Linked DNA regions of Homo sapiens: regions 1, 2, 4, 5, 6 and 7 are each linked to region 3. The links are chromatin loops, found by intact Hi-C in ENCODE. Cell type or tissue: GM12878. All regions are shown on one strand. Links, peaks and the distances in the headings refer to the core of each region. The heading gives the core; the rest is flanking DNA. Region 1 overlaps NR3C1 (nuclear receptor subfamily 3 group C member 1). Region 2 overlaps LOC105378209 (a long non-coding RNA gene). Region 3 has its middle 13 kb from the start of HMHB1. Region 4 overlaps ARHGAP26 (Rho GTPase activating protein 26). Region 5 overlaps ARHGAP26 (Rho GTPase activating protein 26). Region 6 has its middle 38 kb from the start of MIR5197. Region 7 overlaps KCTD16 (potassium channel tetramerization domain containing 16).

The links. Peaks named below come from ENCODE experiments on the same cell type or tissue, not always from the same donor. Only the 100,000 strongest peaks of a DNase experiment are listed, where the experiment ranks them.
Region 1: a loop joins it to region 3, with 5 times the contacts of the local background. A loop is called at or near these places in 75 of 110 quality-filtered maps.
Region 2: a loop joins it to region 3, with 5 times the contacts of the local background. A loop is called at or near these places in 3 of 110 quality-filtered maps.
Region 4: it touches region 3 in a loop (5-fold over the local background); 61 of 110 quality-filtered maps call a loop at or near these places.
Region 5: a loop joins it to region 3, with 3 times the contacts of the local background. A loop is called at or near these places in 17 of 110 quality-filtered maps.
Region 6: it touches region 3 in a loop (4-fold over the local background); 14 of 110 quality-filtered maps call a loop at or near these places.
Region 7: a loop joins it to region 3, with 5 times the contacts of the local background. A loop is called at or near these places in 16 of 110 quality-filtered maps.

What each region holds. Positions count from the first base shown.
Region 1 is chr5:143,393,465-143,397,464 of GRCh38, forward strand. The region is part of intron 2 of NR3C1 (nuclear receptor subfamily 3 group C member 1); the gene reads right to left. Among named protein-coding and RNA genes, the nearest start is that of NR3C1, 8.2 kb to the right of the region's middle. In GM12878, for the core only: no CTCF peak of the experiment used is centred there; no DNase peak of the experiment used is centred there; H3K4me3 peaks cover 3,802 bases; H3K27ac peaks cover 2,280 bases.
Region 2 is chr5:143,561,948-143,566,692 of GRCh38, forward strand. The region is part of intron 1 of LOC105378209 (a long non-coding RNA gene); the gene reads left to right. Among named protein-coding and RNA genes, the nearest start is that of MIR5197, 120 kb to the right of the region's middle. In GM12878, for the core only: no CTCF peak of the experiment used is centred there; a DNase peak (open chromatin) is centred at 2,624.
Region 3 is chr5:143,823,177-143,827,921 of GRCh38, forward strand. No RefSeq gene overlaps it. Among named protein-coding and RNA genes, the nearest start is that of HMHB1, 13 kb to the left of the region's middle. RefSeq lists a silencer at 2,065-2,204. In GM12878, for the core only: a CTCF peak has its summit at 2,129 (motif pointing left); DNase peaks (open chromatin) are centred at 2,125 and 4,125.
Region 4 is chr5:143,000,628-143,005,372 of GRCh38, forward strand. The region is part of intron 11 of ARHGAP26 (Rho GTPase activating protein 26); the gene reads left to right. Among named protein-coding and RNA genes, the nearest start is that of ARHGAP26-AS1, 130 kb to the left of the region's middle. RefSeq lists an enhancer at 1,751-1,820. In GM12878, for the core only: a CTCF peak has its summit at 2,609; DNase peaks (open chromatin) are centred at 1,984, 2,534 and 4,069; H3K27ac peaks cover 3,760 bases.
Region 5 is chr5:143,207,430-143,212,174 of GRCh38, forward strand. The region is part of intron 21 of ARHGAP26 (Rho GTPase activating protein 26); the gene reads left to right. Among named protein-coding and RNA genes, the nearest start is that of ARHGAP26-IT1, 17 kb to the left of the region's middle. RefSeq lists an enhancer at 1-306. In GM12878, for the core only: a CTCF peak has its summit at 2,003; no DNase peak of the experiment used is centred there; H3K4me3 peaks cover 546 bases; H3K27ac peaks cover 3,344 bases.
Region 6 is chr5:143,639,799-143,644,543 of GRCh38, forward strand. No RefSeq gene overlaps it. Among named protein-coding and RNA genes, the nearest start is that of MIR5197, 38 kb to the right of the region's middle. In GM12878, for the core only: no CTCF peak of the experiment used is centred there; a DNase peak (open chromatin) is centred at 1,963.
Region 7 is chr5:144,188,150-144,192,894 of GRCh38, forward strand. The region is part of intron 2 of KCTD16 (potassium channel tetramerization domain containing 16); the gene reads left to right. Among named protein-coding and RNA genes, the nearest start is that of KCTD16, 20 kb to the left of the region's middle. In GM12878, for the core only: a CTCF peak has its summit at 4,095 (motif pointing left); DNase peaks (open chromatin) are centred at 1,812 and 4,052; H3K4me3 peaks cover 251 bases; H3K27ac peaks cover 2,762 bases.

The DNA.
Region 1 (4,000 bases), core at 1-4,000, 430 kb before region 3:
TCTTTGGACTTTTAGTTGAGTATTTTTCTTCTGTTTCTACTACTGAATATCTAAATCAAATTCTTTGGAAGGGATGGTTAAAAAAATAAAAAAGCAAAATCTGCAATTTAAATAGTCTTAAAATTAAGGAAGCTCTTATCCTCAATAATTATAAAAGAAAACATTAAAACGATAACATAAAGTAAAACAGTGTCCATAACAAACTGGTAGAGCTTTAGTGTTCAGCATGTGACAATCATAAGGTCATAAGTCACAGCACTGCCCCAACCAGCATGAAATAATAAATCATGTAGTGAATTGTATCATTTCATAATAGCTTTCAAAATTTGGCTATCAAATATACTTTCATAATAGCCACAGCTAAATATTATGGACAGTTATGAAATCAACTAGAATAAAGGCTAATTTTATTGTAAAAAGAAATAGTAAGTTAACACTTTTTGCAACAAACTATGTCTTAAACACTGCATACTTATTGAACTCTCAAATTATTAGTTACAAAAATAAAAATTCAAGGTAAGATAATGCGTAAACATTTACAACTAATCATATCATTAAAACTTTTTTCCCCTTATATATATTTTTGGTGCCCTACAGTGAGAATGAAAAAAAAATTATAAAACAACAGGTACTTTCACTGAACTTGCTGCATTATAGACAGGATTAATGTTGTTGAAACTTGCTAAAAAGAAAAAATATTTAAAAGCACTCGAAATTAATACTTGGGTTACTCTGAAAAAGCATGTTTAAGCATGCAGCTCTATTGGGATGTAATTAATATTTAAATTGGACAAGTGATAAAATTCGGGGATAACACACTTTCATTCAAAATACTGAATTTAAGGAATGTATTGCAATATAAATGGTTTAAGTGACTGTCTAGCACTTGCAGAACCCCATAATTTATTCTGCATATTATGAAAAATTAATTTTCTCAATATTCCAGCAGAAAAATACATAACCCATAGAAATATATTACCAAAGAAAAGGGTTGCTCTCCAGTCAGTTGACAATGGCTGTAAAAGGGCACTATGATATATGAAATGATTATATCAACATTAAGACATTAGGTCGACTACATTCAAGTCATTAGATTTTCATTTATTAAACAGCAGCTTAAATAAAAATGAGAAAAATATGAACTTAATCTTAGCTAAAATAATCTTCAAGTAAAATGTGCATTTTATCCTTTTTTGATAATAAAGCATAGTAAGAAACAACATAACTCAAAAATTAGTATTATATAGCCATGGTCAGTTTTAGATTTCTACCTGAAATAAAAGAAATTAAATTGTAATTCTGATTGATGCATTCCCTTGTACCTATAGTCCTAAATTTTTCTTTTCTTAAACCTCTAATTCATGACAGTTGATCCAAACTGTTAGTTTTCAGAACTGATCTGGATATTCCTAAACTTATCTATAGCATCCCACATCTCTGTTGCTCCTCCCTCTTCACCCTCCACCCCCAATTAATTCATGAACTCCACTGGAAATTCTGTATTTAGAGACATTTACAACAGTATTGAGCACTAAGGAAAGCAACCTGTCACAATTAGGTGTCTGGGGGTTAAAACCACTGTCTACAAATAATTTTGAACTGCAATAAAATTCTATTTCTTTCTTAATATGTAAAATGAACAAAAATCACCATCACAAGTCACACCCTAATCTAGTTTAGCATAGAAATGATCACACATAATTCAACAGGGAAAGGAACACTTAGTAGACCTTTTCTTTTTTAAAATTGAAATTCTCAATAGGAATATTTTATTTACTTGAAAAATACAAAACCCAAGTATTAATAGAATATGCCAGAAGAAAATAAGAGCAGTCGGCTCTCTGAAGCTGCAGAAATAAGGACAGCATGGGCTTTTAAAAATCCTTTCTAAAGGTCAATATGTAATGGATTTTTTTTTGTAGTTATAGCTTAATTCAACAAAATTTTCTTGAAAACTCTTTATGCAACAGGAATCATCAATGTATATTTTCCATGACTCAGAAATATGAAAACAAGTGCCCATTAATCTGGCAAATACCTGTAAATATTGCATTACACAATTACTCTTGATGAAAATATTACCAGGATGTCCTCAGAAGGGTAAATGCTATTCAGCACAAACCTATTTTGCTTATTTAATTTGCCCACCTAAGTACTAGTACACAATGAGAACCCACTGCTCATTAAAATTAGGAATAATCATTAAAGTAAAAAAGAATGTGCTTTAAGAACTAAGCCTAAGCCTCAGACCTTGTCTAAGCTTAATGTAAATTAAGATTTCCTGGGCTGTTTCAGTCACCTGCAGGCCAGAGTAGACTAAGATTTATGTAACTAACCAATTAATGCAGATGTTCCGACTTTCACATTAGGCAGTCACATTAAAGTAAACCCTTTTGATCCAATCTTTCCTTCACTAAATCTCAAAAGGCCCCTAAAGTGATCTCTACCCACATATCCATTTCACTATTAATACAATTTGCATTTAACCTACATTTATGCAAGGTATATTTCAGAATAAGTCTTTCATAAAATGTATAAACATTAAATAAGTAGCAAAAGTGGTCAGACTAAAATACATGTAACACAAATAGACAAGACCAAAATAACATATGAATTATGTTACCAATTATAAAAATACAAGGGGACTAGCCATAGAAACATCGTAAGTAATTTCAATAAAATCTGACCACATGCTAGTCACATATTTCTGCATTAGTCATTTCACACTAAAATGACACACCTGAATACACAGTGTGTTTTAAAAACTTTTTTTACTAATCATGTAGCCATAACAAGTTACAGATTTAAAAAATAAGATTCTCATCATAAAGCTAAAAATAAGTGAAAATATATTTAAAAAGAAATCTCCTTTAACATTCAGAAATCACTTTACATAAATGAGTACCAGAAATATTAAGCTTAAAAAACACTGAAACACCCATTGCCAGAATCTTTAGAAGGAAAAGAAAAAGAAAAAAGGTAGGAAGTAAAGAAAGTATCCATGGGGGTGAGGGTAAATCACAGTCAAAACAAATCTCTTCTCTTCGTATTTCCTCTTTTTCTGAGAAAACATTCAACATGATGTTAGCAGAATTTGCTTCATTCATTCTGTATTTGTACAGGTCTTCAATTTCATTACTTTTATAAAACCAGATACAGATGCGATTACTAATGAGACATTAAAATCTACATAAATTTTAGTAGCTTCATTAAGTGCCAATCATCACTTAATTTTAGACTCTGCCGAAAACTGAATTTACAAGTTCATCCTACATCATTCATTCTCTCCAATAATCCCTCCCTTCAGGATACGAACAATTTTTTAACACTAAAATTTCAACATAATCCCAATAAAAGCTCTAATACCACCTAAAACCATTTCTGTTCTCTACCTCTGTCATTAATGCTTAAATGAAACAAGGCTGAAAATCAAATAATGCAGAAATGTGCCTTCGTCAATAAGTTTATGCTAAATGTACTGAACTTCAGTATTTTTAAAAGCATATTAAGTTAGAATGACTAGTTTGTTTTACTTAAAGAATAGATTTTGAGAATAAGGTTTCTCTTGTTTTACTATAAATGAACTTAGAAAATGCTTTACTAAGCTCAATCATAATATTCATAATTTTACAATTTTATGTGATAATTCAATGTTGTGGTGGAAGGAAGGAATTGCCTCTTCCCACCCCCAGAGAATAAAGTGAGGATTTTTTTTTAAGTATTCTGATAAAAACAATTTTAGGTGGCATTTTAAAAAGTCAAATTGCAATTTATAACTTTTTTTAATTTAAAAGGAATTCAAGTTATTAGTGGCATTTAATATTTTTCTTCGTAAAGTCAGAAGGTCAGTATTCAAGTTGTGGTCTCAATGTGTTGATTATTTGCTGATCACTCAGGGTCACTGGTCATAGCAAATGTTTGGCTACAGTCATGTAACATATAGAGAAGAGAAAGCAACTAATTTTAGCTATATCAGGGCTGTTGTTTGGAAACAATAGAC
Region 2 (4,745 bases), core at 405-4,404, 260 kb before region 3:
TGGCTTAAATCCCAGCTGTGTAACTTATTAGCTATGGAGCCTAAGGGAAATTACTTTTAGCTTCTCTGCCTCAGTTTCTTCACCTATAAAATAGAAATATTCCTGGAGTATTGTGAGGATGGGTAATACATATAAAATGGTTTGAACAGTGTCCACTAGGCACTCAATAAATGCTATCTAGATGTATAATTATATGTAAAAGTTGAATAAGGAACACTTAACTATGTGACTTAGGAAAGAGAAGAAGAATGTCTCTACTTCACAGCTGATTTCCCCAAATAAATAGTCGGTACACAAGAAACATTTGTTCAATGAATGACAGTGTGAACCCATAAATGAACTGATAAAACATGGACGAGTGGATAAATGATGAGAATGGATCAATGTAGTGTAAATGCAGAGGAGCCCAATGGAAAATTTCTGGCTGAGGAGAATCTGTGGATCTTGGTGATTTTTCTAGGAATATTTGTAAGACTTCCATTAGGCACTTGAGGACTTCTTGGTGGGAAGAATAGAAACCCACAGAATTACTCTGGATTGCAGGGGGACGAAGGGAACTGAATTGTTCAGCGGGACTGTAACTGACAGTGGAGCTCCTGGTTTCCTTTGTTGTCAGATCTCCTCCTACTGCTCAAACACCATGCTTACCTTTCTGCGGGGAGCGGAAGGCTCCGTTCCTGAGTCTCCCTCCTACTTCTCCACGTGCTTAGGAAGAAGATCCTGATCAGCAAATGCTAGAACTCTTCTCTGAGTCCCAGAACCTCATTACCTGCTGGGTTTACTTGGGTTTATTTATAGACTTGAAGAAATAACAGAAGTCAGTCACTCATCATGAGGTTTCCGAAAAATCTCTTCAGAACTTCTCCAGGCAAAGTGCCCCATCTTACCTCCCAACTCAGACCAGGGAAATGTATCTAGTTGATAAGCAACTCTAAGCTCTTGGTGAAAGGCAGCACTCTGGAATGAACCAAATGTTAGTATTTTCCATCATGGAGTTCTTAGAAGAGAGGAGTCTCAAGGGGCCTTGAAGAGGGGGTGTGAAGGGGTGTGTGTCCTGTTAATGCATGGTAGAATGGGCTGAGAGCCTGTCTGAGGCCTGGCATAACACAGGGTGGTTTCACACATGGCTCATGGTGAGGCCTGTCTTCCACCCTCGTCGAATATCATTACATCACTCTTTTCCAGTTACAGGAAATCCAGTGAGTGCTGGCCATAGTATTTCCCTGAGATCCAAAGCAAACAAACCCGCCTCTCCTCAGTCCCAGAGGCTGACGACATGTGAAGGAAAAGCCAATTCATAGTATGTTTCTGTTGGGCCTGAGCAGCTGAGGGTGAACCCACTGGGCAGGCAGACAGTGGGCAGCTTTCTAAGCACATATACAGCCAGAAAGCAGGGACGCACATGCCCATCTTTTTCTTTTTTTCCTTTTATAAGAAACATTATTTGAAGTCCATTTTTGTATTTGACAGACTACCAGGGCTGGAGTCCCAGCTCTTCTACTTACTAGCTGTTTGAGTTCAGGCAAGTCCCTTGAGCTAGCAAAGCCTCAGATCCTTTATCTGTAAAATGTGGATCGTAGTAGGACCAGTCTTCATGGGAAACAGGGGCATTAAATGACAGCTTCCATGTGAAGTGCTTAGCACAGTGCTTGATGCGTATTACATACTCAATAAATGTTTTCTATTCTTGTTATCTCCAGTTAAGATAGATGATCAGTCCATATTATTTAGGATATTTAGTGCCATTTCTCCCTCAAATGCAGTACACAGTACTTTTTTTTTTAAAAAAAAAGTAAAAGCTTTTTAGAAATAAAAAATTCACACTGAAATCGGCAGAAGCCATAAGCGAGTAGCTTGAAGAACGTGTATAGAGTGAGTGCCATGTAACCACACCCACATCAAGATGCGCAGCATCAGCAGCTCACAGAAGTCCACTTATGCTCCATTCACATACACTATTCCCACTTTTCTGACCTCTGTCATGACAGATCAATTCTTTAAATGAAATCAGTGTCCTAACCACCATCCAAATAAGGAGATAGAACATTTTCAGCAACCCAGATGAATTCCTATCTCACCCAAAGAAAACTGCTCTTTTGACTTCTATTACAATAAATTTTGGTCTTGAGTTTCTATAAATGGAATGATGCAGATGATATAGTATGCACTCTTTGGTGTCTGGCTTCTTTTATTATACTTACTCAACCATATGCTTGTGAGATTCATCCATGTTGCTGTGTGGAGCAGACATTTCTTCTTGTTGCTGTATATAATATTGCATTGTATAAATATTCCATAATATATTTGTCTGTTTTATTGTTGATGAATATTTGTGCTGTTCCCAGACTTTTGCTATTACAAATAATGCTGCTATGAACATTCTTGCATATGTTTTTTGGTGCATGTATATATACCTTCCTGTTATTTATATATTTAAGAGTGAAAGTGGCTACATCATAATGTCCATATGCATTAGTTTTAGTAGGTAATGCCAAACAGTTTCAACATTGTACCAATTTACATCACAGCAGTATATGAGAGTTCCAGTCACTATACATTCTCATCAACACTTGTGATTACAAGTTCCTTTTAAAAAATTTAGCAGTTCTGGTGTGGTGGGTGCATTGCATTATCTCATTGTACTTTTCATTTGCATTTCTCTGATGAGTAAGATGTTGAGCTCTTATATTGGCCAGTTTCATATCCTCTTTTGTGAACTAGCTGCTCAAATATTTTTGCCCATTTTTTTTATTGGATTATCTGACTGATTTAGGTGAATTTAAAATGTAAATATGTTCTGGAAACACAGAATATATAGATATTTGTATGCAAATATCTTTTCCCACACTGCAGGTTGTCTTTTCATTCTCTTGATAACATTTTTTGATGAGCAGAAGTTTTAAATTTTAATATAGTTCAATTCATCAATCTTTTTCTTGTGGTTGGTACTTTTAATGTCTTATTTAAGAAAATATTGCTTATACTGAAGTGATGAAAGTATTTTCCTATGTTATCGTTTGAAAGATTATTGTTTTTCTTTTCATATCTGAAGTTGATTTTTATAAATCGTGTGAGGTGGGTTCAGTACTCTTTTTTCCTTCTTTTTTTTTCTCATATGGGAATTCAATAGACTTGACACTGTTTGTTATAAATATCTACTTTCCCTATTGCAGAGTAATAACACTATTGTCAGAAATTTGGTGACCATATATGTGGGGGTCCTCTTGGGATTTTAATTAAAAAAAAACTGTGCTTTTTACCCCTTTAAAATATTTAACTTGTGGGCCAGGCAAAGTGGCTTATGCCTGTAATCCTAGCACTTTGGGAGGCTGAGGCAGGTAGATCACTTGAGGTCAGGAGTTTGAGACCAGCCTGACCAACATGGTGAAACCCTGTCTCTACTAAAAGTACAAAAATTAGCCAGGTGTGGTGGTGCACGCCTGTAATCTCAGCTACTTGGGAGGCTGAGGCAAGAGAATTGCTTGAACTCAGGAGACAGAGGTTTCAGTGAGCCGAGATCGTGCATTGTACTTCAGCCTGGGTGACACAGCAAAACTTCGTCTCAAAAAAAAAAAAAGTTTAACTTACGATTTTGTGATGTTGGATACACAGATCCATGTCCCCAAAGCAACACCTTCTTCTGTTCACAAAAAAATTTAGGTTTGAGATAAACTCCCAAAGTTCCTACACTGAAATAATTTTTTTCTTTTTCTTTTTACCATACTGAGGTGGACACTAGTTTCAAAGGATAGAAGTACTGAGAAAGTAATTACAAGTTTGCATGTGCATCAGCAGGAATCAGCCCATAGTGCAGTGATTTCATACAATTTATGATTGGTAAATATTTTTGAAAACACATTATTTTCTACTCAAATGTAATTGGATGCTACATTCAATATAATGATCAATATCAACTGAGATTCTAACACTTAAGAGATAGTAAATATATGACATGATCCTCCTGTGATCATGGCAGACACTGCTAATTATGACATTCTCCAGCACATATATGGTAAATATATGACATATGGGCCCCCATGCCTGCCTGTGATCATGGCAGACACTGCCAATTAATCGTGGCATTCTCTACTGTATAGCCCAGAAGTGGCATCAGAATCCTTCTCAATGTAGAGCCCTAGGCATTCACTACCACCAATTGATTAGATTTGTCACATAAAATGAAACCTACTTGCCATCATTAACTTAGAATTTCTGGCTGCATTCACCTCTACTATATCCTTAAAGCTCCTAGATTCCTGCTTCTTCCAACATAATCATCCTACATTTTTCTCTGAATTGTCTGTATTATGTGAGCTGTGATTGAATCATTTACAGTGGTATGAAAGAAGACAACTGGCTGGCTGGCTGGCTAGCTGCCTCCAGCGGGCCTGCTTGGGTAGGCAATTCCTTGGTTGTGTAAGCTCAGGACAGAACCTAAGCCTCACCTTTGCAGCTTATAAAGCTTCATTCAATCAGCTGTCCCTGAGTTTATCAGGCTACCAGGAACTAACTTATAAAGAAATTAACAGGCGACAGATTTATAAATCAGAATGCTGACTGACTGATTGGTAGTGGGGTCACAAAACTTTCCAATGGGTAGAATATTGGTTTCTACTACTCAGGAGAGCCACTCTCTTGTATAGAGCTACCTGAAAAACTGAATTAGTAATTGGAGGTTTAGTGGTTCAGAGCGCAGACTCTGCACTAGGACCTCAGAGTCTAGGTCTTGGTGATTTTAGGCAAGT
Region 3 (4,745 bases), core at 309-4,308:
TGCCGGAATGTTCAAGAGTGGAGATTTTGTGCACAGGAAGCCATACCCTCTCACCCAGGTTACTGTACCAGCTTTCCATCGTTCCCTCCATTCTGTTTCCACTCAGGCCCTCTCTAATCTATTCCCCACACTGCAACCACAGTGGTCCTTTGGAAACTGCAAATCAGATCAGGTCAGTCTTCTGGTTTCCTTTTCTTTTAGAATAAGTTTGGAATGTTAATATGACCTCTGGTGTTGTGCAGAGCAGGTCTTACACACACACCCCCCAACACCTGCCTGACCTTGTACCAGGACACTCCATTTCTCCCATAATGTTCCAGTCTACCTGACCTGCTCCTCCCTGATCCTAGGCTGCTATGGGGTATCTCTTGTGCTAACTGTAATGCTGGAAAATAGTAGGTGGTCAATACACAGCTGTGGAATGCAGTACGAAAGGTAGGCGTGCATGAAGGAATGAATGGAGTGCCGCTATAAGATTCTTTTCAAGTACCATTGGGCCTTATCATGAAGTGCCTGCAAGAGCAAGAAACTCCCTATTCTGCTTGGAGAGCCAAAGACAAATGGGCACAGGTGGAGGAAGATTCTGAGGTAAAGACAAAGGAAGCTGAGGATGTTCACATGTTTTCTTACATTTACTACAATGTGCATTTAGTATATTTGGGATTGAGGGGAGTAGAAAAGGCCTGACATGGGGACCATGGAGAATAAAACAGGAAGCAAAGAAAGTTCTCCTGAAAGGTCTGCAGAGGAGCTTTGAGGTTTGGTCAGAGAGGATGAGTGGGAAGAAGGTCAGGGCAGTGCTGGGGAAGAGAGGGCAGAGTGCTAGGTAGACTCAGGATTGGTCAGGATGGGCATCATGGAAGGTCAGGGGATTTTAGAGCAGGAACAAGGGTATGGCTGAATTGACCTGCCATGGAGTCCTGAGCAGACAAGAGAATACAGAAAGAGGGATTATACACTGAGGGTGGAGGAAAGGCTGGCTGGAATCCAAAGGAGTGTGAGAGACATGTGTCCATGAGATTGCAATCACAGAGGCGATTCAGAAAGGTCAAGGTCACAGAAGAGAAGACCTGCTCGAGGCAGGGTTGCCCGGTGGCTGCAATAGAGAAGGAGATCACGGGAATCAAGAGCAGGAAATCATTGGTCCAAGAGCTGAGGTCACTAGGGATAATAGCTAACCACTGGACCTTTTTAATGGCATGTATAATTATAATCCCACATGTACTGGTTTACTTGCCATTGTCCATTTTTCACCATACCAAACTAAATTATAAGCCCCTCAAGGGCAAGGATGAAGTATGTTTCTGTGTGATATCCAGTGTCTGTCATAGTAAGAAATATTCATTAAATATTTGGAGAGCAAATGAATGAATGATTGAATGTTTGACTACAGCACACCACTTCTCACGAAAAAGACTTTGTTTATAGCAATTGTGTAGTACCAGTGGAAAAACACTTGAGACTGGGGAGTAGTGAAAACATAGTTTTACCAAGCCGTGAAGCTCTGGATTATATACAGTTGTTTGTATGATACCTAAGTTGTTCTCTCCATTCTGAAAGTGTACGTACTTCAAGGGCAAGAGCCAAATCCTATATAATCCTTATGTAATACTTCCTTTCTATCCACAGAGCAGCCAGCAGAACTCTAGAAAAATAACAAGCAGATGTATACAGCCTGGAGGAGGAGGTTTTATAGTGAAACAGACTTTTATAGAGTTAGAGAAAACTGCCCCATCACTGATCTTCAGTAACTTGTTTCCTCATCTGTAAACTAGGAATAAAAAACAGGATGCAGCACATAGGGTTGATGTAAAGCTTAAGTGAGATAATGCGTATACCCATCTGTCAGTGCCAGGTACATAGCCCTCCATGTAAGACAGCTAAAGATAAAAATACTATTTTATCTGTTTTTTGGACTGTGTAAGCTGCAGTTGGATTTAGGGTTTGTCACTGTTTGTAGCAGCGACATTCTCATGCTCTTCTCAGTACCCTGGCCAAAAGGTTTGCTTCAGCAGCAGTGATTCCAGACCCCAACTCTGCTCTTCTCTGGAAGCAGGTATCTGCACGCTCCCACAGCAGGGGCTGATGACCTCAGGGGCTGATCTGTGCAAGCACAGCTCTATGCTGCCCTCTGGTGGATGTATTTTGGGCTGCCCCTTCCCTGCCATGGACTTGCTGCTGTGCTGACATTAAGGTGCAAAGATAAACTATATGAAGAGCACCTATGAGGAGGTTCTTTGGAGATTACAGGGTAATGAGGGAGGAACGCACTCCACCAATTGTTGTGTTTGGTTCAGCTTCTCAGTTGTACAATCCTACTTCTACCAAGGGAATGGCTATTTCTGCACCAATGAAAAACTCATTACCTCCAAGGGATTTTGGAGGTTAATCAAGGTGGTTCTGAGGCTCTGAGAGGGGCAGCGTCGAGCCTAAGATCACACAGTTAAACGACGACTTTGGCCTCTTAATCTCTGTATTATAACCATTTGCAGACCACTTTCTTTCTGTAAGGAAAAAGTCACAGGGCTCACTGTAAAATGCAAATTATTCTGGAAGGGCATCTGCTTTGCCTCACCTGAGAGTAATCTAAATGGCCATAATAGACCCAGGAGCCATGTTTATGTCTTCTCTTTTCCTCATCTATTACAGCCAATAAATAAGCAGGCTCTTCGGTTTTCCATATCATGTGTCTTATTCGCTGTGCTCCATCTCATCTGCTACTAACTAGCTCCATTCCCTATCTCTTTGTTTGGATGACTACAGTTGTCTCCTAAGGGCTCTCTCTGCTTTTCTCCTCCCAGCTCCTTCACAATCCTCTCTCCTCCCAGCAGCCAAGATGAGCTGATACAAGTCCTGTTTAAAACTCAACACTTCACCCTTGTCTAGACATCCATATGTGATTTCAATCTCATTGTATACCCATGCCCCCTTGGCTCTCCATATTCCAGCCAACCTGAGCCCTCTTCCATCACTCCGACATGGCCAGCCTTTGCCTTTGCACTTGCTGTTCTCTCTGCATGGAATAGTCTTCTCTGCACACTTCTCATGGCTGGCTTTTCCTCTTCTTTCATCTCAGTATAGATGTCTCCTCTTAGAGAGGCCGGCAATGACCACCCTATCTAAAAGAACTCCTTCCCCCAACATTCTCCTTCCCCAATATGGCAGCTCTTGTTATGCGTTTCTATGAATTTCCTTCATAACAGTAATCACTACCCGTCATTATCTTGTTTATTTGCTTAATGCATGTTCTCCATTAGAATATAACTTCCAGGAGGGCAGACTCTTTGCCTTCCCATTGCTGGAGTCTTCTCAGTGTCTGGTACATAACAGATACTCAAAAAAGTGCTTAGTGGAGTGGAAGAGGAGTACTTTATAGCTTGTGGCATTGGCTAACTTTTCATAACCTGGCCCCATCTGTAGCTGCTCCCCTGCCATACCCAGCCACGTAGAACCATCTTGATCAGATCGTTCCCTTATGTTGGTTGACTGAGTGAATGAGCATGTTTAAGGGATTTCATTTTCTCTATAGCATGTCCTGTATGAATGTTGATATATGCATAGACAAAGCTTTATATATTTACACAAAATCACATTCCTTCCTCCATGAAACTTATAATCGTGAATTTGAATTCCTTTCTTTATTCATTGCTGTAAGTCATAGTAACAAGATTTGATTGTACTAAACGCCATCCCATCACATTAATACAAACTTGATATTATGTTTATTTGATGAAGGTTTCCCCTGAAACTAGGCACTCAGGAATTGTTTCCAAGAAAAATAATTGAATAGGGAAAGAGACTGCAGTTGCCATTAAAATTAAAACCAGAAATCATTTCGTGTGTGTTATTCTTCCCTGGTTCCACCTCCAGCAATGACTGGAAACAGGTCCTTAAGGGCAAGTAATAAGAATGAATGTCACAAGAGTCAGAAATAATGAACCAATATCTTGCAGAAACACTACAGCATATGCCAACACAGAAAGAGGGTTGGGTAGGAAAGTGTGTGCATGTGAAAAAATAAACATCCCAGTAAAGAAATACGCAGAACCACGTTGATATATATACACAATGTCAGGTTCCTTTTGACTCAACAACAATAATCTGGTCACACAGAGTGAAACTGCAACCCTATCTGGCCCTTGATGTGGAAGGTGCTGAATCACCTGCCCAGGGGAAACTGCAGACATTTAGCACTTTCAAAGATGAGAATGAGCTAATAAAATTAGAGTCTGGCTCACTAAGCAAACATCACTGTGTGCCAGCCTCTCTTTGGAGCAAACCTGCTTTCTCAAATGCACACCACAATTTACTCTCCATGTACCATTTCCCTTATGTCAGTGAATGCCTTTCTCATGTCTTTGAATGTCTTTCTTGATAGCATACGAAAAATGAAGAGAAGGTGAGTTGAGAGGGGAAGGAGTGGGGAATAATAACATTTAACTAGATTTGTCATCTACTATTTCTATTAATTACCCTGGGGTTTCATCTCCTGGATCTTGTTATCTCTTTAGAGTAAAAAGCATTTAGTTTACTTAGATGATGGCCAAATACTCTTTTTTAAAAAAATACAGTTAGATAGAAAGAATAAGTATTAGTGTTCAAGGGTGACTATAGCTAACAATAATTTACTGCATATTTAAAAATAGCTAGAAAAGATTTGGAATGTTCCCAACACAAAGAAATGATACATGTTTGAGGTGATGGATATCCCAGTTGCCCTTATTATTACATATTATATGCATGTA
Region 4 (4,745 bases), core at 459-4,458, 820 kb before region 3:
AAATGCTCATCAATGATAGGCTGGATAAAGAAAATGGGGCACATATACACCATGGAATACTATGCAGCCATAAAAAAGAATGAGGTCATGTCCTTTGCAGGGACATGGATAAAGCTGGAAGCCATCATTCTCAGCAGACTAACATAGGAACAAAAAACCAAATACTACATGTTCTCACTCATAAGTGGGAGTTGAACAGTGAGAACACATGGACACAGGGAGGGGAACATCACACACCAGGGCCTGTTGGGGGATGGGAGGCAAGGGGAGGGAGAGCATTAGGACAAATACCTAATGCATGCAGGGCTTAAAATCTAGATGATGGGTGGATAGGTGCAGCAAACTAACATGGCACATGTATACCTATGTAACAAACCTGCATGTTCTGCACATGTATCCCAGAACTTAAAAAAAAAAATTTATGCTGAGTGAAACAGAGTAGCTATAAAAGAATATATATGATGTAAGTCTGTTTGTATAGTGATCTAGAATAAGCAAAACTAATTGGGGGTGCAAAACAGAACAGTGGTTGCCAGTGCATGGGGTGTGTGAGGGGTGGGAGTAAGATGGAAGGAGGTCTGAGGGAACTATCTGAGCTGATGTTTCTATCTTGATAGAGGTTTAGCTTACATGGGTATATGAAATTGTCACAATTCATGATTGGCATGCTTAAGAATTATGTATTTTATTGTATGTACATTTTACATTTAAAAATGGACAAATATTGAACTTTAGATGATATGTGTTCTGAAATGTTTAAAAGTGCTGATATCTGCAACTCCTCTTAAAATTTATTAAAAAGCAAGATGGACTGATGGATGATAGAAAGATGGCTAGATATGTGATAAGGCAAATATAGCAAAATATGAACAACTGTAGAATGGAGGTGATGGGTATATGCATGTTTACTGTCTCTTCTTTCATCTTTTCTGTATGTTTGAGAATTTTTATAAGGGTATGTGGATTGGGAGTAAATGTGCTGTTCTGGCTGGCCTAAGTCACACTATTCCTGGAGTCGGAAGTGGAGTGGATTCTGCCTGTGATGGAGGTGGGGGACCCACACAGAGTGCAGAATTCTAGAATCTACAGTTCCATTTTAGAAACCTCATTCTGCTCCTTGGGAGTTGTGGGAGAATACTGAGATTCTCCATGTGATCACAGTGCTGGGGATACCCTTTACTGCCAGCTCAAAGCAACAGAATAAAAGAGTGAATATTCTCAGAATCTCTTGTTGCATGCATACGAGTTGGCATCAAGATTATTTTTGGATTTGGGGTAGGAAACTCAGCTTCGAGTCATAGATCTAGAAATGCAGTCCTCTGAACTGACAGCTGTTTGTGGCAAGGGAAGAAGTCACCTTTCCCTGTGTCTGTGTTGGATAACATAACATTCACCTTCTGCCTCTCCAAGGGGCATTGTGGGGATGAAGGCGATCATGAACGTGCTTTGAGTTTGTCTGACTGCATCAGCCTCGAGTTGCAATGAAGACAGCTATGCATGCCACTGCCCGGAACCTCCTGGAAGAAGGGACTGGAGGTTGAAAGGAGCTGCATAGTGCTGTGACTCACTCTCTGCCCGTTGTTTCTCCTGGGCTGGGACCCACTTGGGCAGCAGAAGAGCCTTATGAGCTCCTACTTTGGTGTGCTGCATACCATCCCGAGGAATTTCTCATATGCAGTTTTCTAAAGCACAAAAGAGCAAGGTTCTCTCTTCTGCTAACAGAGCTGTATAACTATTTCCAAAAACACTGGGTTGGGGGTTGGGGGTTGGGGGTTGGGGAGGGGAGCACATAAAGACATTCTCTGTTTAGTATTTCAGTTTCTTTTGGGAGGATGGGAGGTGGTCTCTCCTCTCACCATGAAAACGGCATGCTGACAGATGAGTGGGTTCACATCCACTTTTTAATGTTGCATCAGCCTGAAGCCAGGAAGTGCTAGAGCCGTAAGACTCCTCACACTGTGACCTGGCCACATCCTACATACATGTCAGCTTGCACGCCATCTACTTAACTGTCATGCACTTGATAGCAAATGAGCTTTTGCCCTTTCTGCTGCCTTTAAAAATTTCCTGAAACACTTTTCTGACTTGTACATTACTTAGATTTCTTTCTTCCTCTTTTGCATCCAGTTTTTGTTTATGTTGGCTGTGACTCCAATCTTCGGTTGAAAGCTAGGGAAGTTGCTTATAAAGGTTTTCAGGATTGCTGAATATGAAATGCAAGGAAATTGCATAACATTGCAGCATTTCCTCCTCTTGTTGCTTGCTTGTTACCCAAAATACAGTAGTTCCTTCTAGAAGCTTGAAGAAATTTGGCAGATCCTACCCTCTGATGGTCTATTGTGGTCTAGAGAGTCAGTGTTATCCTGATTTGAGGTTGAATTTTTCTTAAGGTCAAACAACAAAGCTTCCTGAATTATAACTATGGCAACAGTGTTTATGTAACACACAAATCAAAGTCACGGGGTAGCGGAGGAGAAGCACCCACAACAATCAGTGTTAATAATCCCAGAACAGTTAGCCTGTGCCTAATTCACCAGAACCAAAAACAAGTTAAAATAAATGGCCTACTCCTTCACTGGTTATTGGGGTGTGACCTACCACCTACATGCTCCAGGAGGAGCTGTTTCACCTTTTCTCTTGAAACTATATCAGCTTAATTTGAAATTTCTCACAGAGAACTGCGGTAAGTGCCAGTGACACTCAAAATGTGAAAGCATTGCCATAAGGATAATTTGCTCATCAAGGTCATCATGACCTGCCTCTGACCTGCAGAGAAAGACCCAGACGAAGGAATGCGCATCCTTAAGCCCCTTGTCCTTTAATGAGGAATAATTTCTTGGACACTGAATATATGCAAACATTTAGATGCCGCATAGATCACTTCCCCTAAACCCTGCCCCATAGAAATGTAAAATTAACCTTGATTGGAGATTGGAAATGATAAGAATGAAAAATTTTATTTGGAAGTATTAAATTCTGTAGAATATAGACTGTAGGAGCAGTAAGAGATCAAAGAAACGAGAGATTAAGGTTGTCTGCAGCCATCAAGTAAGTTAGGAAATATTTGTGGAGTAAGGAAAAGGGAAATAACGTTTTTGAGCACCTCCAGTCCCTGTGATAACTATTTTAAATTCTGTTAATACTCTCATAAGTATTATTACTTAGCTCTACTTTGCAATGAGAAAGCAGACTCGGAAATGTTGAATGATTATCTAAGGGCGCATAGTTCAAAAGTGGTAGAACCAGGTGACAAAATAAAAACTTCATCCAGATTAAATTTAAAGGAGTTTAATTGAGCTATGAACAATTTGCGAATTGGGCAGCCCCCAGAATCACCACACATTCAGAGAGACTCCAGGGATGCCTCGTGGTCAGAACAAATTTATAGACAAAAAAAAAAAAAAAAAAAAAGGAAAGTGACGTACGGAAATCAGAAGTAAGGTACAAAAACAACTGGATTGGTTACAGCTTGGTGTTTGCCTTATTTGAACATAGTTTGAACACTCATCAGTGTATAAGTGGTTGAGGTATGGCTGCTGGGATTGGCCAAGACTCAGCTGTTGTTATAGGTAAATTTTCCTAAGTTAGGTTTTCAACCTTGTCTACCTATTAAGTTAGGTTACAGTTAGTCCACAAGGACTCAGATATAGGAGCATGGAGTCCTTCTCAGGCCATATTTAGTTTGCTTTAACACAGACCTTAATGCCAAGTTTCCAAAGCCACAGCATGCTCCATCCACCACTTGACTCAACTTCATCCAAATCCATTTCTCCCTGTTTTGGAATCTGTCCAGGGCCTATACCAGTGAAAGGGTTAGGCTGACAATGATTAAACCCCAAATGCAGCGAAATTAATCAGCCCAGGAATGCCCGGGATGCCTTCTAGACAGAAGGGGGCTTAGGTCTGTGTGTAAGAGGATGCTGGGTCAGCCTCCTGCTTTAGTGGACCATGAAGAGCTCCTGTCAGTCATTTATGTTCGGCTGAAATCTGCCTTCCTGGGGACTCCACCCTGACCTTCATCTCTGTTCAGCACAATAAGATTTCCCCTTTGTCACATCACTGCCCTTTGAGAATCTGAAGACTGGTATTGTGATGTTTTGAAGCCTTCTCTTCTCCAACCAACACTGTGGTTTAGGGAAACACATCTTGCAGAGCAAGTGAGCAGAGCCAGAGGGTGGAGCCAACAAGAACCAGGATATAGCCAATGTCAAGGTCTAGGTGAGAAGGCAAAAACAATCTGACCTTGGGCAATAGAAGAAGAAGTGGGGATGAGGAATAGGTTCAAGACATATGAAAGTAATAGAAGTGATACAACTAGGAACTGATTGGATATGTGAGGTAGAAGGAATGGGAAATTCAAGGATGACAGCACAGTTTCTCGTTCAACTTTGTTGCACATTTTTCTCCTTCACTCTAGAGTTCCCTATAAAGCACAAGTAGGCTTTTCTGTCATGCACTTAAAAAAAAAATTACCACAACCCTTGTCTGTGAGCAACAGAAACACAACTAAAAAATAAAAAGTATGTTATTGATATACTATAGAAAGAGCAGGGATGAGCTTCTGATATGTTAAGATAAAAGGGCTCAAATGATACCATCAGAATCCCATGTCCCTTCATTCATGGCCCTGCATTTCTTTGTTTGACCTTTTCTGCTCAAGGCTTTGCCTGTGTGGTAGCCGAAGTTGGCCTCAAAAGCTTCAGGTATGCATCCTGTTTTCCTAGCAACACAAGGCCTCATTTCCC
Region 5 (4,745 bases), core at 447-4,446, 620 kb before region 3:
TTGCTTTTTGACAGGCCAGAAGAAGCGGTACATGAAGACTCCAGGTAAAATCTCGGATGATGACCAATCTGTTCCCGTTTATCCAAAGCTGGCCAGGGACAACAGGGGGCTGCCCCTGCTCTCCTGTGGTTCCATCCTAAGAGACCAGAGCTAAAAGGGACCATTTGCATGAATCAGCATGGCATTTTTCACACCCTTTTCAACCCTGACTCAAGTTTCTGAATTAACCTCTCTGGTGCCTAGAGTTAGGGGAAGGAGCACCTCCTGAACCAGACTCTGGTTTTGATGGCTCTCTCAATTTCATGTGCTCTCTGCACTTTGGTGTAAGATAACATAAGAGGAAACAGTGTTGGGACATGTGCCAACCTTTTCTTTTCTCATGTTTATCAGGCAGCGTCAGGCAATATTTATTTGTGGGGTTGGGCCCCTGGCCCTAAGCACTGACACCCAGTCACTTAGACCAGATCCACTGGGGGAGAGACGTCGAACATAGAATAAAAGCTTGAGAGACGAAGCGATTTCTCTTAAATTGCTCACGGCTTATGCCTCGTTGTCCCCCATATACTCCCGAAACCATCCATGCTCCCAGCCTGCTTCTGTCTCTGTGTGTCATGAAGCCTGAGCTGTCCTGGGAACAGGCACTACCTCTCTCTGAGGGAGAGCAGCTTGACCTAGTTCCTCTTCTCAGGGCCATGCTGTAGTTTTCCCTGCTTTTGTGACTTCCGCACTTAAGTTTTTTGCTCTTGTGCTCTTTGGGAAAAAAAAAGAGCTCTTTACAACCGGGAAAAGAACGAATAGGGATCCTGCAGAATTCCTATGCTGTGGAGCTCCTAAACGTGCTTCTCTCTCAAGCTTAGTCTCAGCTTTCAGACAACCAAATTGTAGAGCCCAGTTATAAGCATCAGAAGCGTTTTGGGCTTTGGGAGTATTTTCCCTTCTGTCTTTTTCTCCAAAGGGTGGATCCAGCAGAGAGGCTTAAATAATTTATGAAGCCGAGTTTCACTTTTAGAAGAAAAGAAAACCCCATGCTATTTATATATATACAGATACATATATTACTTTATTCCCCACTAGGCACTTACACATCTATCATTTCATTCTATCCTCGTGTGAGAATGAGAAGAGAAATGGCCTGAACCCTACTGTGGAAAAAGAAAACTAAAACACAGGGAGGTGACTTGGACACAATGCTATGACTAAATGAGAGCCAATCCAGAATTCAGGACTTCTCCCCCTCAGCTCAGCACTCTTTCCTCCAAACACGTGGGTAACCCCAACTTTGAGTTTCCGTGCAGCTCCCAGCCCAGAGCCTGACTTGCTCTTTTAGGTTTTATACAGCTTTCTACCTGGCTTTGTCCTGGATGATGGGAAGGAGATTTTCAGTAATTCTTTTTTTTCTCACTCTATAAATAAGGGAAATTTTCAGATCATGTCTTCCTGACATTCTAGTGATTTCCTAATCATTTCTTGGACATCTTCTGGGCACTTTGGGAGACATCAACTTTCTAAGATACCAGAAATAGCATAGATTATTCTCATTAGATCATGAGGACCTGAACCAGAGGAAACTAAGTGACCACAGACAAGTCAGCTTCCAAAATGCCTCACTTACTCATTAGAGAAACTTGGGCTTTAGGAAAATGTAATTCCTTCATTTTTATCAAAATGGAGTAAAAATCTTCAAAATATTGGCCCTTTGGACAAAATGGGTTAAGAGACTCAAGAGAGTGAAATCACTCAGCTAAAATCCTAAAATGTCCTCTCTGCCTTGATGGTACTCACTTTTTTGTGACTCTGAGATTTGGGGCCCTGTTTCTTGTCAAGTATCTCTACCTCTTCACTCGTTTTCATCTCCCCAAATATTTCCAGACTGTTTTTCCTTCCTACTTCTTCCTACCTCCCAAAGTATTTCCAGATTGACAGAGGGCAATGGCAATAGAATCTGCCATTCTGTTGCCATCTTGTGTGTCTGGGGTCACAGTTACTCAGTACCTCCTCCCCTGGCCATTGTTAGAATAGCACTATTTGGACACCCTTTAGGAAGCTGCCCTCTTGAAATAGTCAAGGCAGGCCGGGCACAGTGGTTCACAGCTGTAATCCCAGCACTTTGGGAGGCCAAGGTGGGGAGATCACCCGAGGTGAGGAGTTCAAGACCAGCCTGGACAACGTGACAAAACCCCATCTCTACTAAAAATACAAAAATTAGCCAGGCATGGTGGTGGGCGCCTGTAATCCCAGCTACTCAGGAGGCTAAGGCAGGAGGATTGCTTGAACCTGGGAGGCAAAGTTTGCAGTGAGCCAAGATCGTGCCATTGCATTCCAGTCTGGGTGACAGAGCTAGACTCCATCTCAAAAAAAAAAAAAATAGTCAAGGCAGAGTTGGACTAAATGTGTGTGCCCAGATGAGCACAGACAGCAACACTGCTGAGGAGCTAGCCCATCAGAGGAACAGAGAGGGCCGAAACCTGTACACTGTAGTGTATAGCAAAGAGGTGGTGGTATACACCCATTATTCAGGTCCACTGGGGCCTCCCTCAAATCCACTTCCAGAGCATGAAGCTTCAGATTTCCTTCCCTGAGCAAAGCCTTTATAAGTAAATATTGAATTAGATCTAATCAGTGGTCCCATGAACTTCTGAATGATGTCTCCTCTGGAAATTGCTTACTGTCTGAATTAGTCTGTTTTCATGCTGCTGATAAAAACATACCCGAGACTGGGAAGAAAAAGACGTTTAACGGACTTGCAGTTCCACGTGGCTGGGGAGGCCTCACAATCCTGGCAGAAGGCAAGGAGGAGGAAGTCACGTCTTTCATGGATGGCGGCAGGCAAAAAGAGAGTTTGTGCAGGGAAACTCCCGTTTTTTAAAATCATCAGATCTCGTGAGACCCATTCAGTATTATGAGAACAGTACAGGAAAGACCGTCCCCAGTGATTCAATCATCTCCCACCGAGTCTCTCCCACAACACGGGAATGATGGGAGCTACAAGATGAGATTCAGGTGGGGACACAGAGCCAAACCATATCACTGTCCCCTCTTCAAACCATTTATAGACCTTGTTTGTTCAAAGTCAGGAATGAAGATGCCTTTTGCAGCACAGTAGAGAAAGGGTGCTGGAGACACATTCCCTCCGTATTTCCCTTTTCTTTCACTTGCTCACCCCTCCCCCAAAAAAGCCGATAGCCCCAAACCCGTAACTTGCATTTGCCCAGGGGTCCCTGGAAATTATGCCTAAATGATCAACCCCTTTCCACCTGCCAGTCTAGCTGGTCCCACCTCCCTGTAGTGCCATATGATGGCGAATGGGTCATCATTTTGCAAGGTTTGCAAGGGCATTTGAGGGAAACTCCTGTGAGTGCTTTCCAGGCCTTGTGCCATGCTCAGAGGTGAAAATTAAAAGGGAACTAGCAGGAGGATCCCAACTTGTTCATGCCCTTAAAGGCCCAGCTGAGGTCTGAAGGGCACTGTTGACAGGAGCAGCCGAAAACTACCCCAGGCCCTCTGTATCCAGTTTTGAGATATACTGTGGAGAATAGGAAGCCAAAGAACCAATGATGCCTGGTGGAGATTTTTTATTTTATTTTTTTATCAGAGCCAAAGCCTACAAATACAATCTCTCTGCCAACAGGATTTGTCTGTTTTGGTAGGAACCCTACCTAAAGCAAACTGCTTAAGACCTTTCAGAAGGAGTTATGGGACACTTGACTTGTTGGGCTGACAAGCTTTTAAGAAGATAAGACTTTTTGGGTAGGGTTGCCAGATTTAGCAAATAAAATAAAAATACAGCAGACCCAGTTAAATTTGGATGGTAGATAAACAACAAAAATTTTTTCATATATGTATGTCCCATGCAATATTTGGGACATAACGTATACTAAAGAAATATTTATTGTTTATTCTGCCATCCAAATCTAACTAGGTGTCCTGTATTTTATCTGGCAACCCTACCCATTCCTATTCCTTGGGCAACAGGAATGGCCCCCTTTAAAAGCACCTCTTCTGTCATTTCTCCCATTTTTGTGCCTATCCTAAAGCAGTAGAGGGAGATCTCAAGGGAAAAGCCCTCCCATAGACTGTCAGTTGCCTATCAACTTGAGAAAAAAACAAGGCCCTTTCTTGGCTTGCTTATTTATTTATTTACCTACTTACTTTTTTTTTTTTTTTGAGCCAGGGTCTCACTTGACTAGAGTGCAGTGGTGCAATCTCAGCTCACTGCGGCTCCCACCTCCTGGGCTCAAGCAATCCTCCTGCCTCAGCCTCCCAAGTAACCTGGACTCCACACGTGTCCCATCATGCCTGGCTAATTTTTTTTATTTTTTTGTAGAGATGGAGGTCTCTACAGTCTGGTCTTAAATTCCTGGGCTCAAGCAATCCTCCCACCTCCCAAAGTGCTAGGATTACAGGCATGTGCCACAGTGCCTAGTTTGTTATTTTTTAACGTACTATGTTATTGCCACTTCATTATTCAATTTCACAAACCTAATATCAATGGAATGTTACTCCTTTTGAATGATAATCTTGGGCACCTGGACCACTCCCTTTTATTTCTGGCTGCCAAATACCCCTGCTGGTTTTCCAGCTTGCCCCTGTTTTGTCCCATTATCCTTGTTTAGTGAGGTTAATAAATAATGTTTGTGAAAATCCAGTCAGAGGAGCCTTTCCTCAGATGCTGTTTCCCTTACTTTTAGTCCCCCTTCCCTGGTCTCTTTGCTTTTTACCCACCTGCTCTGCCCTGTCCTCAAGAG
Region 6 (4,745 bases), core at 332-4,331, 180 kb before region 3:
GAGATAATGGATCATAACTATGTTTTTCCTCTCCCTTCTTTCTTCTGGAAAGGTAGAAATATGTATCCTTTTACTGACTCCCTTGATAACTTCCCACCAAGGCCATGACATTTAGAAGGTAGTATTTATTGTAGAATTGTAAGAAATGGACATAGTTTTCATCCCTTAAATATGTTTTCTGACTACTAAAAACAGTACCTAGTGGTTGAGAAAACAATTGACCATTTATTTATGTATTTCTTCATTCATGCAATGAAAACATAGTTAAAGCCTTTTGTATGCAAGTCTTTAAGCTAGCTACCAGGAATATAATTATGAGCCAAAATAGACATGGTCTTTGCTCTCCTGCTGTTTATTATCAAATGAGGGTCATCAAGTAATTAACTAAAATTATACCTTGCAAAGGGTTTCAAAGAGAGCTATATGGTGCTATGAGAACAAATAATAGGGGAAAGAGAAGCACAATATAAGCCAAACATGGAGATGTTGGAGTAGGTAGATCTTGCTGGGTATAACATCATGTTAAGGATTCTGGTATTTACCCCAAGAGCCACAATACGTTGTAGGCACTGAGTTAATGAAATTAGATGGTGCTTTCAAAAGACTACTTTGTTTATAGTGTAGAGAATAGGACGCAGGGAACAAGAGGAAAGTAAGACACTAATTAGATGGTTTAGATGTTGGTCTAAGTGAGAGTAGATAGTAACGTGGACCAGGTTTAAGGTCTTGGGAAACTGAAAACGAACTAGTTTCACTATTTATTTATTTATTTATGTATTATTTTTGAGACAGAGTCTTGCTCTGTTGCCCAGGCTGGAGTGCAGTGGCACGATCTCCGGTCACTGCAACCTCCACCTCCTGGGTTCAAGTGATTCTCTTGCCTCAACCTCCCAAGTAGCTGGGATTATAGGCGTCTGCCACCACACCTGGCTAATTTTTGTATTTTTAGTAGAGGCAGGGTTTCGCCATGTTGGTCAGGCTGGTCTTGAACTCCTGACCTCAGGTGATCTCCCCATCTCAGCCTCCCAAAGTGCTGGAATTACAGTTGTGGGCCACTGTTCCTGGCCTCACTCTTCTGATTTCAAATAGAAGTCCATGGGTTGAGCAAAACCTACTGGGACTACTCATTAGCAGGTGGAGGGAAACTGTAGCTGTGCCACTTGGAAGAAAAAGTCACCTGTGGGCTTTCAGTTTAGTTATTTATACTTATGCATTTGACCTAATGAAGATGCTTCAGCTTGAGGAAACAAACGGATATGGGAGATAATTGGGGACCAAATGGCATAATCATGAAGGTACACGGTATAGAACTTGATTTTTTTCTACTTTCAGCTTAGTTTATTCCCAATTCCTCACTAAAAAGCATAAGCTTAAATGAGGTTTTTGCAACATTTAATAGGTTAAATTCGTCTTCTAAAATTTGTTTTGACTTGAACTTTGCACAAGACACAATATTAAAACATGACTTAACTAGAGGCAGGGCCTTATTTGATCTTTGTATTCCCTAGGACTAGCCCCAGTGCCTTATTCAAAAAAAAGAAAAATGAATGCATAAGAAGAAAAAAGAAAAACTCATTTATTGAAGAGAGACATCAGATTAGCAGAAATAAAACATAAAAGGATCTAATAATACTACATGGGAATGGAAAAACCGAAGGTAGATTTTGAGTCTTCTTCAATTTCCAATTTGACTGTCTGATTTGTAATTTACATTTGTTTGTTGTTGTCTTTATGCCAAGATCTGTTTCTTTCCATCAGCATGTGCAAATGTAATAAATTAAATAGTTATTGGTGCTGTGGTTATCTATGGTATTTCCAGAGGTCTTTAGTGCAACCATGAAAATAAACACTGGACTGTTTCTAAAAATTCTTGCATACTGAGAATTGAATGGTGGGTCCCAGAGAAACTTGATACCCCCGGACTGGTTTTTCTTCCCCTCTCGGTTTTGATTTCACAGGCAACACGGCTCTGGGGAAGCACTGGGAGTGCTTCAGCAGATAGTTTCTGAGTCTAGAGAGCTGAGTGCACAGGGAAATGAGGGCTCATAAAGTTGCCTATAAAGAGGAGAGATGACACTGATTAGTGTGTACTGGGCCAGGATCAATATTATGAGCCTAGTGGCTTTGGGGAGTTATTCACAGGGCGGTGGATGTTTTCTTCTGCTTTATAGCTACTGGAAAGCTAAAAGAACTGGCTTAAGGTCACAGAAAAAGTGAATCAAGGTCCAGGCTAGTCCTCAACCCATGAGTGCCAAATCACTCTCCTCTCTATTGGTGAAGCTCTGAATTATCTTCCTCCTGCAGACGTGATCTTCTGTATTCATTCTCACAGTTGGAAGCATTATTATTCAACCTGTTGGCTCAGCCAGAACTCTTGGGCTCAATCTCAAAAGCTTTCAGACTCTGGCAGGTGTCACAGATACATGAAATGGCCAAGAATAAGGCAAATGGGTGTGGAGGGCCTATGAACAACTGAAGGCTTTCAAATGTAAATGAAAAAAATATACTACGCTCATCCAAGTTGCTACCTTGGTCTTAGAGTCATCTTCAATTCTCTTTTTTTTTTTTTCAAGCACACATCTTACAAATTCCTTTACCCAACTGAGCCTACCTTTGACATAACTGTTGAATCTTGCTCTTTGTCTCCCTTCCTATTGCCACTGCTTTAATTCAGGCTCTCATCATCTCTCCTTCTACCTGGCCTAACTTCAGTTTAGCCATTACACTTTTCCTGCATCTATCCATTGCATTGCCAACAAAGTTATCTAAAGCCTGAGTGTGACCATGTTATTCCCTCATTTATGAACTTGGGTAGTTCTGAACTGCCCATGGGCTGAGGGCAGGGGGGCCTCAGCATAGCTAAACCAACCTGACTTTCCAGACTCATCTGCTACCACCCCTCTCTTCTTGTCTTGTGCTCTAGAACATCAGGCTACTTGCTGGTCTCTCAATGTGCCCAAAAAGGCATTGCTCACTTAGTATGGGGGATTAGCTCCTGGAAATGGAAATGCTACCTGAACTAACCACATGTGGGGTCATGTCAGCATAATCTCCCCAAAGAGCTATTTCTAGCATCAGGCATTAGCAATGGCTCTTTGAATTTTGTCAAATCCTCTGAAATCACAACATCCCTCTGGCCACAGTTTTTTCCAGGCCACAGGTCACACAATTGTTAGTCAGTCACCCCAAGCTCCAGTCATGCTTATGACAGGCTTTATAACATTTAAGGAATGCTCTTTATTGTTTGTGTCCTTAACCACTTTCTTGAAGTGACTCTGTGGTAAACCTTGCTTTTTAAGATCCAAAGTGGTTCTCTTCCTCTTTCCTTAAACAGCTCCAGCACTAATACTGGAAGTTTTCCCCCAAACATTATAAGTGAAACCTGTTCCCTAAAACACAACATAAATAGCAGAAGGAAAAGTTACAGAAGACAAAAACCAACAAATTGTATTAGAAGAGTGTGGTAGGGTCCTCATTGGTTGAGAATTTGCTTGGCCACTCAGTAGCCATGAGCATATAGCACAATTGATAAAATATATAATATCTACTTATTGTATCTATCCAAACATCCATTCACATATGCGTGTGAATACCTTCACATATGTAAAAGAAGATACTCTACAGAGAGTGTGGCAAAGGACTGCGTAGAAGAGGATGCATGTATGTTTGTGCTTGCTGTTCCCCCAGCCTCGGGTATACTCCTCCTTTGTTTTACTTGGTGAATTGCTACCCATGCCTTCAGCTCTGTTTACATGTTACCTAAACACTTTCTCTTCATAGCGTGCTCCACAGACTTGTGGTACCAGCATCTCCGTGGAGCCTGTTATAAATGCGGAATCTCAGGCCTCACCCCACATCTATGGAATCAGCATCTGCGTTTTACCAAAATCTCAAGGTGTTTTGAATGCACATGAATGCTTGAGGAGCACTGACCTAGTCTATAAAGCCTTCCCTCACCCCTCCAGCAAGACAAAAGGCTTTGCTTATACACTTGGTGTTATTTTTGTCTTTATCACGTTGTATCATGTGAACCTTTAACAAGAGTAGGCCCTTGACAATGTTTGCTGAAATGCATTAGGACATATCAATCCAGGCATCTGCTATTCATTATGCTATTTGCAATAATATACCCTAGATTAGTTGATCCAACCTCCTCCTCTCTTTCAGAGGTTTTGAAAGTTTAAAACCTGATTTTCTAGGCTTCCTGACAGCCAGATATGGCCACGTGATTGTTCTGCCAATGAGCTGTAAGCAGAAATGTGCTAGTACTTTATCTCCTCTTTTCTTCTTTTGCCTGAAATATGCCATGTTAGAGGTACTTCTCTGATGCCATCAGAAGCCAAAAGCACAAGACAAGGATAGAAGACCAATAAGAGAAAAATCTGGATTCTTGAAGGCATCTTTCTGACCCCAAACTGCTTCTCTATAGGCTTCTTATGTGAGACAAACACTTCCTTATGTGTTTACACTACTGTCCGTTTGTTGTTAATGGAGCTGAATGCATTTCTGACCAATACGTTGGCAAATCCCATTTGAATTTGCTCTCTTTATTAGTCCTTGCTGGGGGCCCTTCAGGTGAAATACAATAAGGTATTAGAACAATGGTTCTTTAATTGTTCTTTTTATTGCTATTCTATTTCACTAATTGACTTAGAATAGCATTTACTCCTAATATTCCCCGCAATGGGAAATAGGGCCATGGGACATATAAAATTTGAATAACTTACTGCTTCAAAAAACCTAGT
Region 7 (4,745 bases), core at 274-4,273, 360 kb after region 3:
ATGTTTTGGTTGGTAATTAATTGTCCATATCTTACATTTCATCTGGATTTTTCTGTTAATGTGATCCTTCTATGTGTATTGTCCTTTGGTACTTACAAAAAGCTAATAGATATTAGCTTTGTACCTCTTCCAGATTTACTGTTATTTAGCAGTAGGGAATCATTAAGGCCGCATTCTCATCCTAGATCTGTTTTCTTATGTCTGTCAAGAGAAAGTACATGAGAAAATAGTCAAAGTTAGTTTTAAGAATGCATTTCCTGATGGAGTTTAGAATGATACATCTGGTGGTAAGCTTTCTCATCCTAACTCTTTTCTTTAACCCACAAAGGGTGCTTAACCAAAAGTGGCTAGGCTGATGGTTAGTAGGTAGGACATTTCAACCTCTGGCAAATTTGTCATTGAGCAGCATCAGTAAAAAGGTGGAAGATTCTCCACTATCCTCAAAACTTTTTCAATGACTATAAATCAAATGTAATAAAGAGGCATCTAACCAAAATAAAATTTAAGCTGTTGTGCCTAAGGTGATCCAAATATACATGAAGAGAAATGTATCAACAGATAAATAACTTGAGTTATGAAATAGGGGTTTGGAGTGGAAAAGAGTCAGGTGAGAGGTCAGCTTGAAAACACCAAATGGGGCATTGTAATATTCCTAATCAAATACTCACCTCCCCTCCCCTGCCACAAAAAGTTGAGAATCAATACTGAGTGAACAGCTTCTTTGAAAAGTGAATCTTTCTACAAAGAAGTTCCAAAAGAGAGATAAAAGATCAACTATACACAACATAATCAAAAGCAAGCCCTGTTGTCATGGTAAGGCCTTATATTCATGTGTAGGGTGTCTAAGTAGCACCAGTAATTTGCAAACACATTGATAAAGGCAATAAATAACAATGATATCAAAGGATGCACTTAGACATTTTGGACCCTCTAAGATATGCCAGGCTCTTTATACTTAAATCTACTGGAGTAGCAGTTCTGAAAGTATTTAACGCACAGCTCTTAACCTACTTGGAGAACATGTACTGTTTTGAAATTTGGATGAACTCTTGGGATCTCTAGAAAATGCAGAGCAGGTCACGCCTGTAATCCCAGGACTTTGGGAGGCCGAGGCGGGCGGATCACGAGGTCAGGAGATTGAGACCATCCTGGCTAACATGGTGAAACCCCGACTCTACTAAAAATACAGTAACAAAATTAGCCGGGTGTGGTGGCGGGCGCCTGTAGTCCCAGCTGCTCGGGAGGCTGAGGCAGGAGAATGGCGTGAACCTGGGAGGCGGAGCTTGCAGTGAGCCTAGATTGCGCCACTGCACTTCAGCCGGGGTGACAGAGTGAGACTCCATCTCAAAAAAAAAAAAAAAGAAAAAAGAAAAAGAAAATGTAGAGCAGGTACATAGAGTTTTGCATACAATTTCAGGGAATTCATGAATTTTGTGAATCCCGTTTGCAGACCTAGGTTAAGAATGGAGGCTTAAAGCAAATCGTGCTAGGTAATAAGGACCTTCACGGAATATAATTTTCCTTTCTGAGTAACTGTTGTCAGCCACCTTGTATCACAATACACATGCCCTTTAGTTTTTTCAGGTGGTTTGCCAGCATTTTTCCTCTTTTCCCTTATATTGGTCATCTCATTTTAATTCACATGGTTGCCATATTCCTTAGCCTTTTATGAAGGTAGTTAAGGTAGACTGCTATATTGTTATTTCCCTTCCTTCTCCACAGTGGCTTTAAAGAGTTTATGTGGCCTCTGTGTCAGAACTACTTATTGCATTCAGGATGAGGCTGACAACCCACAACCTGTGAAGACAGACTGGGGAAATCCACCGGAAAAGGTTTTGGAGGGAACTGCAGATTCGTTGTGAGTAACCAGACCCAGCGAGAGCAATGAATTACATAAGCACAAATGAATATGTCTGCATTTTGATAACCCTTCACCCCACCCGCAGCCAGGCACTTAGTCACTCTTTCCTCTGTGTCTCCTTAACGCTATTATACCTCTATTATAGCTCCTATCACTGCACTGGATTTATTTGTTTACGAGTCTGTCTCTCTTACTAGACTATGAGCAATTCCAAGGCAGAGTCCATGACTTATTTATCTCTGTACCTCAACCCAGTGTCTGGGTTAAGAGTGCAGGCTTTGGAGTCAGAGTGTCTGCACTCAAATCCACGTTCTGTACATTTGCGTAAGATCACTTGGGCTAGCTACTTGACTTATCTGAACCTTGGCTTCTCTCTCCTTCCGTTCTCTCTCTTTCTTACGATGCCTCACTTTCCTTTGTGCCTATAAGTGTCACACTAACAAAGCTTATTGTGAAGAATAAATGAAATAATGCTCAGCATAGTGACAGTCATGTAGTAGTGATTCAGTAATTGGTATCTATTATTATATCTATTAATATTACGATTGATTGTTGAATGAAAATTCCTTTCTTTACTATAGTTCACCTGACTGGAAAAAGCCTTTTTTAGCTTAAACTACTAAAGAACACACTTTTCCCCTACCTCTTTCCTTGTCCCCTCTGTCCCTTTGCTATTAATACCCCTCCCCAGTAACATAGTAATTAATATTCTATTTTATTTTTCTCCACTATATTTATTATCATCTGACATTCTATATGCTTATTCATTTATTGTCTAGAATGTGAGCTCTATGAAGGCAGGAGCTTCAGCTCTTTTGTGTTCATTGTGGAATCCCCATTGCCTATGGCAATGCCTAGCATGTGGAACATACTAAACAAACATTTACTGAATGAATGAGTGAATGGGCACTCACAGACACACACACACCACAACACACATAAAACATTCTCATTCTCTGCTGAAGGTGAGCCTCACTGATTGTCGTTAATGTGCGACATTCAATGTACACCATTCTTCACTTTGCCAAATGGGTAATAGAGCAGCTTTTATCTTTATTTCCCTTTCTTTCATGGCTGGGGGATAGAGGGAAAATATTTTTTAATACTGTTGTAAAAACGGAAATTCTTATTGCTTTAATGTCAAAGCCACACCTGTCAGTGGGGACATTGAATGGGAATCATTGGTGGAAGTCCTCCCTGATAAGTGAGCAAAGGGATGCTGGGGAGAGGGTAGATGAGTTCTGAGTTACTCTGTAGAAGTGGTGGTCGTTGAGAAACTTGTTTCTGTCATTTCTGCTCAAAAACTCACAATGACTACTTAGTGTTTACAGAATTAAGTTCAAACTCCTCCACTGTTCTTTCACTGGTGCCTTTTGCTCCAGCCAAACTGGATAATTGACTGTTCTTTTCCCAACTGCTGCTCCCCTCCATATACCCCCTGACACACTTACACACATATTTTTTCAACCACTTTTCCCTTCTACATAGAACCTTTAGCTTCTGTTTTCTAGGTTCCACCTGTCCTTCAAAGTGCAATAGCAACTCTGTCTAGTCATGATATTTCCTCTCATTCCTCTCATCCTCCCTCCCTAAGCCCTGAAGACAGCTGGCTGAGTTATCCTTCCTCAGATTTCTTTAAGAAATCTCACCTCCTCTTTGGGGGTGTTTACCAGCTTTTGCCTCCACTTATCTCTCTCTAGACTTGTCTGCTAAATTATCTCAACAGCCGAGACAGTTCCCTGTTTTTCTATGCATCTCAGGCTAACAGTGAGTGTTTGCGGCAGTGCTTCTGCATGGAGCTGCGTATTTCCATTTTTTTTTTTTTCAGCAGTACAAATAAACTTTAGGCCTTTTCTGATAACATGTTAAATATAAAGTATTTTTCTTATATGGTCAATACAAGTGAATTTCTTTCACCATTCATGCTGTAAAAGGCAGAATAATTAATAATGAAGGTAAATGTAGAGACAGGCTTGCATTTCTTGAGGCTACAGTGAGAAGGGATCAGTTTCTTATAGGGCTTGGCAGGGTATGTCAAGTTGGTGGACCAAAGGGGGCATCTCATTGCTGACTTTGGGAGCTTAAGACTTCACAAGTGGAAAGAAATTAGTAATTGAAATTGGGACTCAGTTGAGGATGCTGGGTAAGTGAACAGTGTTACTCAGGGTGACTTTCAGTTTCTCTTCTTCAAGGTTTCAGGTTGATGCAAGAGACTGTGATAACACTGCCCCCTTCTGTTACTCTAGATTGTTAATCCTGATGACGTCTCAAGTCGGCTTTGATGATCTTGACATGAATTTTTGATTTCTAAGAAATGCTTACTTAAGGCAGAAGAGAAAGGAAATCATATGTTCAATGTGATACACGATTTCATTCTATCAAGTTCTGCCTTTTTATAGTTTGCTTAATCATTACATTTTGTCATGAGGTTTCACTTAATTGCATTATAATGGGAGATTTTAGACCAGGGAACGAATAAAGCGAAGGATTGTAACAAAATCAATTAATTCATCTATTTATTTGTGTTCTAAGGGGTTACATGATTTCTTCTAGTTCCTAGAGCTTTCCTATTTCTTCCCTTGGAAGTTAAAGCAAGCCACTGGTTGAGGCACTGTGGCTTTTTCATTTATGACAGAACCTTTCAGATTTTAAGAGCAGTTGAAGAGCTGTGAATGCTGGTCCTTCACATATCAAAAACCAGCACCACTTTCTATGAATATCACTATTTTTGAAATGATTTATCTCAGAACTTTTGAATGTCTCTGTAACCATTTTTTTCCCTTTCCTTATCAGCCCATTTGTATGGAACTCTAAAGAAGGTGAGGCCAGATAGCAGAGAGCTTTGAATATACACCAAGGACTTTGGAGTTTATTCTATGAGCAG